Regions from separate parts of the Homo sapiens genome. Here region 2 is linked to region 1. A link is an interaction called in ENCODE POLR2A ChIA-PET data of the cell type or tissue named here. Cell type or tissue: MCF 10A. All regions are shown on one strand.

Region 1 (5,000 bases):
AGGTGTTCAAGAGATATCATCTAATTGGTATCAGGGCTTTTTGATTGACTTGGTATGGGAGAAGGAGAGGGAAGGATGTATCAAAGATGATAGGTTTTGGCCGGGTATGGTGGCTCATGCCTGTAATTCCAGCACTTTGGGAGGCAGAGGCGGGTGGATCACTTGAGGCCAGGAGTTCGAGACCAGCCTGGCCAACATGGCAAAACCCTGTCTCTACTAAAAAATACAAAAATTAGCTGGGCGTGTTGGCATGCACCTGTAATCTCAGCTACTCTGGAGGCCGAGACAGGAGAATAGCTTGAACCTGGGAGGTGGAAGCTGCAGTGAGCTGAGATCATGCCATTGCATACCAGCCTGGGGGACAGAGCGAGACTCTGTCTCAAAAATAAATAAATAGAAAAAATGATAGATTTATTCTTGGGCAAATCAGTAGATGATAGAACCATTTACTGAAAAAAAAAAAGTGCAGGAGAACAACTTTGGTTGGGAAGGGAGTTGGTTAGACATGATGACTCAGTTCTGGAAATGTTGAGTTCGAGATGTCTATGGAATAACCACATGGAAATATCCAGACAACAATGGGATATATAGGAGAGATGACAACTGGGCTGAAGGTAAATACTTGGGAGTCCTTAGTGTGTAAATGGCAATTTGTTCCATTGGAGTAGATGAAAATATCTAGAAAAAGAGAAGGGTCTAGGCAGAACATCACACAGATAGAAAAAGCAACACAAGCCCGTAGCAGAGCTTGAGAAGGGATGTCCAGAGAAGTAGGAAGAGACCCAACTGAGTGTGGTATCATGGACCCCAGAGAAGGAGAGTATTTAAAAAAGGAGAGGGTAGGAAACAGTGTCAGAAGTTTTAAGATATCCTATAAGTACCAAGAAGTATCCATTAGGTTCAACAATGGAAATACGTAAGTGGCCTAGGTGAGAATTAGGTAGTGTTTGGGGCAGCCCGAAATATATAAGTGGCCTAGGTGAGAATTAGGTAGTGTTTGGGGCAGCCCAGTTTATAGTGGGTTGAGACATGAGTGGTAGGTAAGGAAGTAAAAATAGCCAGTGTAGACAACTCTTTCAAGAAGTTTGGATTTGAAGGGGAGGTGAGAGATAGGGTAGTAGCCATGGATTTGGCATTTCAGCTGATTTTGAACTATAATGAAAAGAACATGGATTTTGAATCAGACACATCTGGATTTGAATTTCTCCTCCACCAGATGTGAGATCCAGAGCATATTATCCAAGACATAGTAGGCTTTCAATAGATGTTTTGTTTTATTTTATTTTTTGAGACAGGGTCTCACTTTGTCTTCCAGGCTAGAGTACAGTGGCACGATCACGGCTCACTGTGGCCTTGACCTCCCAGGTTCAGGTGCTTCTCCTACCTCAGTCTCTTGAATAGTTGGGACTATAGCTGTGCGCCACCATGCCTGGCTAAATTTTTGTGCTCTTTTTAGAGACAGGGTCTCACCTGGTTGCCCAGGCTGGTATCGAACTCCTGGGCTCAAGTGAACCTCCCACCTCAGCCTCCCAAAGTGCTGAGATTACAGGCACAAGCCCCCAGACCCAGCTTAGATGTTTTATTGAATGAGCAAATAAAATATCCTCCATCTTCTGGGAGGAAGTTTTCTCGTTTATAAAATGCTTACCTGACTACTTTATTGGTAGCCCTTAATGAAATAGTGTCATAGTTCCTTACCTGTGACATTCCACTTATTCCCGGGCCTGACTTGCTTCAGCAAGCCGTCTGAGCCCCTCCAAGTGTTTCTTAAGATAGCCATGTGTTAGGGCTAGGTGCAGTGGCTCACGTGTATAATCCTAGCACTGTGGGAGGATAGCTTGAGCTCAGGAGTTTGAGACTAGCCTGGGCAACATGGCAAGACCCCATCTCTATAAAAAATACTCATGTGTTATAATATTTATTTTGAGATATATTAATATCTCAGAGTTTATCATTTCATCGCTATTTTTTGCCAGGCCCTTCTTATTCCCTGTTGTTTCAAGAGTAAGTCATACATGTAAATTGTCCGATCTATTTAGACAAGTATTTCACAAAGTGAGATATGTGAAGCCCTGAATCAGAATCTCTGGGAGTTGGGATCCAGAAACCTGCACTTAAACAATAACCCTGAGTAATTTGCTGGCATTCCAAAATGTAAGAACCCTGGATTTATAATCACAGCACAGCTCTGTTTAGTGCAGTCTGGTTCTTTTGCACTCAGAAGTCAGAGGTGCTTGGACTGCTGCCCCAGTAGAAAGTGTTCAGGCTCACATACCTTGATTTTTCAAAAGAAAAGTGTTCAGTTTTATGTGGTAGTTAAAAGGTAGCAAGGAGTAACAAATATGTGTTAAAATAAATGTAGTCATTTCTTTATTTCTTCATTCCGTAGATATTTATTGAGCAACTTAGATGAATCAGAAGAGTGTGAGAAGGAGGAGAGACAAATAGCACCCAACTTCTAGACTTTTATCAGTATTGTGGGCTTATTTTCATGTGCTAAAAATACAAGACTTGCTTACGCAGAGAGCCGGGAGCTATGTTCCAGTGAGGGTGGAAACAAAAGCCTCAGTATAAGACTGTCAGGTGTTTACACAAGGGTGTGGTTTGCTCATGTGGCAACACGAGGTTGCTGGACTCCACATGCTGAGGCTCAAAGTAGAAATCACTGATCTTATGTCACATATTTTCCCAACAAACTAAGTACTTAAATCTGTATGTTGATTGAGGAAAAATAACAAACTCCTGCTCCCTCCTTCCCTAGCCATTTAATCATTAATTCAATAAATGTTTTCTAAATTCCTATAGCATGAAAGCTCTGGGGTAGGTGCTGCAGGCAAAATGAGGAGCAAACTCAGACATGGGTCATGTACTGTTGGAGCCCATAAGCTAATGAGGAGGCAGAAGTTGATCAAATAATCTTATAGATATTAGCTAATATTTTATTAAGCTTTATTAAGATATAATTTGACATCAAATTCACATACAATGCAATTCACCCATTTAAAGCATATGATTTAGTAGTTTTCAGTATACTCACAGAGTTGAGCAGTCATCACATTGGATTTTAGAACTTTTTTTTTTTTTTGAGACAGTGTCTCACTGTCACCCAGGCTGGAGTGCAGTGGTGCCATTTCAGCTCACTGCAATCTCTGCCTCCTGGGCTCAAGCAATCCTTTCACTTCAGCTTCCTGAGTAGCCGGGACTACAGGTGTGTGCCACCACACCTGGTTAATTTTTTGTTTTTTTTTATTTTTGTAGAGACACGGTTTCACCATGTTGTCCAGGCTGGTCTTGAACTCCTGGGCTCAAGCAATCCACTCACCTCAGCCTCCCAAATGTTGGGATTACAGGCATCAGCCACTGTGCCTGGTCAAAAAAAGTATTCTTTTCCTACTGACTTTTCTTGGCATGCCTGTCAGAAATCAATTGCCCATAAGTGGAAGAATTTACTTCTAGATTTTCAGTGCTATTCCATTCTTCTATTATATAGATCAACCCATGTGCCAATATTGCACTATCTTGATTACTGTAGCTTTTAGTAAATTTTGAAATTCGAATTGTGTGTCTTCCAACTTAATTCTTTTCAACATTGCTTTAGCTATCCTGAGTCACTTGCATTTCCATATGAATTTTAGGATTAGCTTGTCCAATTCTGAAAAAAAAAATGGCAGCTAAGATTTGATAGGAATTGCATTGAGTCTGTAGATCAAGTTGGAAAGTATTGCCATCTTAACAATATTAAGTATTCTAGTCCATGAATATAGGCTATCTTTATATTTACCTAGATCTTTAAATTTCTTTCAACAATGTTTTGTAGTTTTCATTGAATAAGTCTTGCAGTTCTTTTGTTAAATCTATTGGTAAGTAGTTTATTTGTTTTGATGCCATTATGAATGATATTTTCAAATAGCAATTTCTTGATTTTTTCATTGGCAGTATATAGAAGTACAATTAATTTTTGTATATTTAGCTTGTATCTTGCAGCCTTGCTAAACACATTAGTTTTGGTATATTTTTTGTAGATACAGTAGGATATTCTGCATAAAAGTTCATGTCATTGCCATTAAAGACAATTTAACTTTTTTCCTTCCAGCCTTGGTGTTTTTTTTTTTTTTTTTTTTTTTTTTTTTGCCTTACTCCAGTGCAATGTTGAATGGAAGTGATGGAAGTATACATCCTTGCTTTGTTCCTGATCTTAGAGAGAAAGCATTTAGTTTCTTGTTATTAAATATGTTATTAGTATTTTTTTCTTCATCAGTGTTCTTCATCACATTAAGAAAGTTTTCGGCCAGGTGCAGTGGCTCATGCCCATGATCCCAGCACTTTGGGAGGCTGAGGCTGGTGGATCGCTTGAGCCCAGGAGTTCAAGACCAGCTTGGGCGACATGGTAAAAACCTGTCTCTAAAAATAAATAGATAGATAGATAGACAGATAGCCAGCCAGCCAGGTGTGGTGGCTCATGCCTGTAGTCCCAGCTACTTGGGAAGCTGAGGTGGGAGGATTGCTTGAGCCCAGGAGGCAGAGGTTGCACTGAGCTGAGATCATGCCACTGCACTCCAGCCTGGGTGACGAGTGAGACCCTGTCTCAAACAAAACAAAACTAAACTAAACTAAAAAGTTTTCATCATTCCCTTTTTATTTTTTATTTTTGTGAATACGTAGTAGTTGTATATATTTATGAGTTACATGAGATATTTTGAGATAGACATGCAATGCATAATAATCATATCTGTATCCATTACCCCAAGCATTTATCCTTTGTGTTTCAAACAATCCAGTTATACTCTGTAAGTTATTTTAAACTGAGCAATTGCATTGTTTTTTTTACCATAGTCACCCTGTTGTGCTAGCAAATACTAGGTCTTCTTTATTCTTTGTAACCATTTTTGCACCCATTAACTATCTACTCTTCCCCTCTACCTGCACCTCCAACTACCCTTCCCAGCCGCTGGTAACCATTCTTCTACTCTCTATCTCTATGAGTTCAGTTGTTTTAATTT
Region 2 (5,000 bases), 110 kb before region 1:
ATCCATATATATATCCATATATATCCATATATATCCATATATATATCCATATATATATCCATATATATCCATATATATATCCATATATATATCCATATATATCCATATATATCCATATATATCCATATATATATCCATATATATCCATATACATATCTCCATATATATCCATATATATCTCTCCATATATATCCATATATATATCCATATATATATCCATATATATCCATATATCTATCCATATATCTATCCATATATATCTATCCATATATATCCATATATATCTATCCATATATATCCATATATACATCCATATATATCCATATATACATCCATATATATCCATATATACATCCACATATATATATCCATATATACATCCACATATATATATCCATATATATGCACATATATATCCACACATATATCCATATATATCCACATATATATCCATATATATACACATATATATCCATATATATCCACATATATATCCATATATATATCCATATATATATCCATATATATATCCATATATATATCCATATATATATGGATATATATATATATATAAGGGAGTTTATTAAGGTGTATTAAACTCACAGGATCACAAGTTCCCATATAGGCCGTCTGCAAGCTGAGGAGCAAGGAAGCCAGTCTGAGTTCCAAAGCTGAAGACCTTGAAGTCCAATGTTTGAGGGCAGGAAGCATCCAGCATGAAAGAAAGATATAGGCTAGGAGGCTAGGCCAGTCTAGTGTTTTCATGTTTTTCTGCCTGCTTTATATGCTAGTTGTGCTGCCAGCTGATTAGATGGTGCCCACCCAGATTAAGGGTGAGTCTGCCTTTCACAGCCCACTGACTCCAATGTTAATCTCCTTTGGTAACACCCTCATAGACACACCCAGGATCAATACTTTGCATCCTTCAATCCAATCAAGTTGACACTCAGTATTAACCATCACACTGCCCTTTTCCCAAAGCTCTGCAAGTTTATATCAAGTGGAAAACTTGATATAAACTTTAGAGACATCACCATAACAACTCAGGTATGGACAACCTTCGTGCCTAATGCTGTATGGGCCACTCAGAAAATTCACTATGATACCACCACAACACTCAAATTACAAGATATGCTTCAAGCCTCAAATCTATAAATCTCCACTGTCTGCTCTCCAGACTCAGAAACTGAGTTTATAATTTGCTCCAACCATTAACCTTTGTTTTTCTTTTGTTTCCATAGAAATGTTCTTATTAAATTATTCTTTTTTTTTTTTTTTTTTTGAGATGGGAGTCTTGCTCTGTCACAGGCTGAAGTGCAGTGGTGCAATTTTGGCTCACTGCAACCTCTGCCTCCTGGGTTCAAGCAATTCTCCTGCCTCAGACTCCCAAGTAGATGGGATTACAGGCAGGTGCCACCACGCCCAGCTAATTTTTGTATTTTTAGTAGATACGGGGTTTCACCATGTTGGCCAGGATAGTCTTGGTCACCTGACCTCATGATATGCCCGCCTCGGCCTCCCAAAGTGCTGGGATTACAGGCGTGAGCCACCATGCCTGGCCTAAATTATTATTATTACCATATAGAGGCCTAATTTTGGTGGGAGCCCACCTGCCACATTCAAATGGACAGAGTCATTTAAGTGGACTGAACTATTCCCCAAACTGAGAGACTAGTTCAATGGATTATGGAACAATCTATCAACTCAGCTTTTGGACTGTGAAATTTCTTGGGGAAGTGTCATAAGAGGGAATGCTGGGGTTCAAGACATGCTACCCAAAATATGCTACCTTGGTATACTGAATAACAGCAGGAGCAGAAAGGTCACTCTCACCCTCCTCCCACCCTTCTTCCCTGAAGCAGGTCATAAAATCTAGGAAGAATTTTCTGACCTCCCCCTAAAGCTCGTCATAAGACCCTCATATAAGAGGTGTCTTTTCTGTAGCTTTAGGGAAGGAATATTCTTCTCTCTGAAGATGAAGTGTGACAGAGAAAAGTCTGAACAAACAGGTCTTTTTAATTTTAATTTTAATTTTAATTTTAATTTTTAGAGATGAGATCTTGCTATATCACTCAGGCTAGAGTACAGTGGCATGATCATAGCTCACTGCAGCCGTGAACTCCTGAGCTCAAGAGATCCTCGTGTCTCAGCGTCCTGGGTAGCTGAGACCACAAGTGACTCATTACCATACCTGGCTATTCTTTATTATTATTTTAAGAAACAGGGTCTTGCTATATTGGCTAGGCTAATCACAGGCATGATCATAGTGTACTTCAGCCTTGAACTCCTGACCTCAAGCAACCCTCCTGCCTCAGCCTTCTGAATAGCTGGGACTACAAGTGCACACCACCATGCCTGACTTGATGATTCTTTATTTCAGATCCTGCCTTTTCTTTCTGCCCTTGGATTCGACAATTCCAGACTATCCCAGTTCTCTTGCAAAGCCTTAGACTCTGGTTCCTGATTGTTCCTATGTCCATACAACACAGGTCAGCCAGGTGAGGTGATTCATGCTTGTAATCCCAGCACTTTAGGAGTCCGAGGCAGGTGGATTGCTTGAGCTCAGGAGTTTAGAGACCAACCTGGGCAACATGGAAAAATCCTGTCTCTACAAAAAAACACACACACAAAATTAGCTGGGCACGGTGGCATGTGCCTGTAGTCCTGGCTACTCAGGAGGCTGTGATGGGAGGATAGCTTGAGCCTGGGAGGCAGAGGTTGCAGTAACCTGTGATCACTCCACTGTACTCCAGCCTGGGTGACAGAGCCAGACCCTGTCTCAAAAAACATAAACAAAAACAAACAAACAAACAAACAAAAAAAGACGTAGGTCATCATTCTCCACCCACTTCTTTTTCCAGCCTCATCTTGCATGAGATACTGAGCCCTTAAAATGGAGCTAGTTCAAGTTGAGATATCCTTTAAATTATAGTCAATAAACCAATGTAACATATTAACAAGACTAAAAAAGAAAAACTGTATGGTAATCTCTCAATACATGCAGAAAAAGCATGTAACAAAGTCCAATATCCATTTCAGACCTAAAACAAATGTCAGGCCAGGCGTGGTGGCTCATGTCTATGATCCCAGCACTTTGGGAGGCCAAGGCAGGAGGATTGCTTGAGCCCAGGAGTTCAAGATCAGCTTGGGCAACACAGGGAGACCCTGTCTCTAGAAACAAATTAAAACATTAGTCGAGCATGGTGGTGCATACCTGTGGTCCCAGCTAGTTGGGAGGCTAAGGTGGGAGGATCACTAGAGCCTAGAAGGCCGAGGCTACAGTGAGCCATGATAGCACCACTGCACTGCAGCCTGGGCTACCAAGTGAGACCCTTTCTCAAAAAAAAAAAAAAAAAAAAAACAAATAAATAAAAATTAGACCAGGCCAAGTGGCTCACGCCTGTGATCCCAGCACTTTGGGAGGCCGAGGTGGGCACATCACAAGGTCAGGAGATCCTGGCCAACATGGTGAAACCCTATCTCTACTAAAAATACAAAAATTAGCTGGGCATGGTGGCACATGCCTGTAGTCCCAGCTACTCGGGAATCTGAGGCAGGAGAATTGTTTGAACCTGGGAGGTGGAGGTTGCAGTGAGCTGAGATTGCACCACTGCACTCCAGCCTGGTGACAGAGTGAGACTCTGTCAAGACTCCGTCTCAAAAAAAAAAAAAAAAAAAAAAAATTAGTTGGGCATGGTGACACAAGTCTGTAGTCCCAGCTACTCGAGAGGCTGAGGTGGGAGGATCCTTTGAGGCCAGGAGTTAAAAGTTGCAGTGAGCTATGATTGCTCCCCTGCACTCCAGCTGGGCAACAGAACGAGACCCTGTCTCGAAATATATAAATAAATAAGTAAACGTATGTCAGTGAATTAGAAATAAAATGGATTTTCTCAATGTGATATAAAGCATCTACATAAAACATACAGATAATATCATGAATGGTAAAAGATTAAAGGTTTTTCCCTAAGTATAGGAACAAGGCAAAGATATCCATTCTCATACATTTTTTTCTTTTCTTTTTTTTTTTTTTTGAGATGGAGTCTTGCTCTGTCACCCAGGCTGGAGTGCAGTGGCTCGATCTCGGCTCACTGCAAGCTCTGCCTCCCAGGTTCACGCCATTCTCCTGCCTCAGCCTCCCAAGCAGCTGGTAATACAGGCACCCGCCACCATGCCCAGCTAATTTTTTGTATTTTTAGTCGAGACTGGGTTTCACCATGTTAGCCAGGATGGTCTCGATCTCCTGACTTCGTGATCCGCCAGCCTCAGCCTCCCAGAGTGCTGGGATTACAGGCGTGAGCCACTGCACCTGGCCCAAATTTTTTTTTTCAATATTGTACTAGGAGTTCTAGCCAGTGCAATAAGGCAAGAAAAAAAAAACTGGAAAGATTCAAATTGTGAAGGAAGTGGTAAAACTGCTTATATCTGATTGCTCAAACAGAAAATCCTTTGACATTAAAAAAAAGAAAGTTACTAGAACTGGAAAATAAATTTGGAAAGTCACCAGGATACAAGATTAACATACAAAAATCAATTTCTTTCTTTTCTTTTCTTTTCTTTTTTTTTGAGACAGAGTTTTGCTCTTGTTGGCCAGGCCACAGTGCAATGGCATAATCTTGGCTCACTGCATCCTCTGCTTCTCGGTTTCAAGCAATTCTCCTGCCTCAGCCTCCTGAGTAACTGGGATTACAGGTGTCCGTCACTATGCCTGGCTAATTTTTGTATTTTTAGTAGAGATGGGGTTTCACCATGTTGGCTGGGCTGGTCTCGAACTCCTGACCTCAGGTGATCTACCTGCCTTGGCCTCCAAAGTGCTGGGATTACAGATGTGAGCCACCATGCCTGGCCAATTTTATTTCTTTTTTTTTTTTTGAGACAGAGTCTTGCTGTGTAGCCCAGGCTGGAGTGCAGTGGTGCAATCTCAGCTCACTGCAAGCTCCGCCTCCTGGGTTCATGCCATTCTCCTGCCTCAGCCTCCCAAGTAGCTGGGACTACAGGCGCCC

The links. Peaks named below come from ENCODE experiments on the same cell type or tissue, not always from the same donor. Only the 100,000 strongest peaks of a DNase experiment are listed, where the experiment ranks them.
Region 2: POLR2A ChIA-PET joins it to region 1 with 5 read pairs; 4 of 35 experiments call an interaction of 5 or more read pairs at or near these places.

What each region holds. Positions count from the first base shown.
Region 1 is chr14:63,920,734-63,925,733 of GRCh38, forward strand. All of the region lies in intron 2 of SYNE2 (spectrin repeat containing nuclear envelope protein 2), which reads left to right. Among named protein-coding and RNA genes, the nearest start is that of SYNE2, 70 kb to the left of the region's middle. In MCF 10A, no CTCF peak of the experiment used is centred here; DNase peaks (open chromatin) are centred at 2,108 and 2,558.
Region 2 is chr14:63,814,686-63,819,685 of GRCh38, forward strand. It overlaps a transcript of SYNE2 not described here. Among named protein-coding and RNA genes, the nearest start is that of SYNE2, 36 kb to the right of the region's middle. In MCF 10A, no CTCF peak of the experiment used is centred here; no DNase peak of the experiment used is centred here.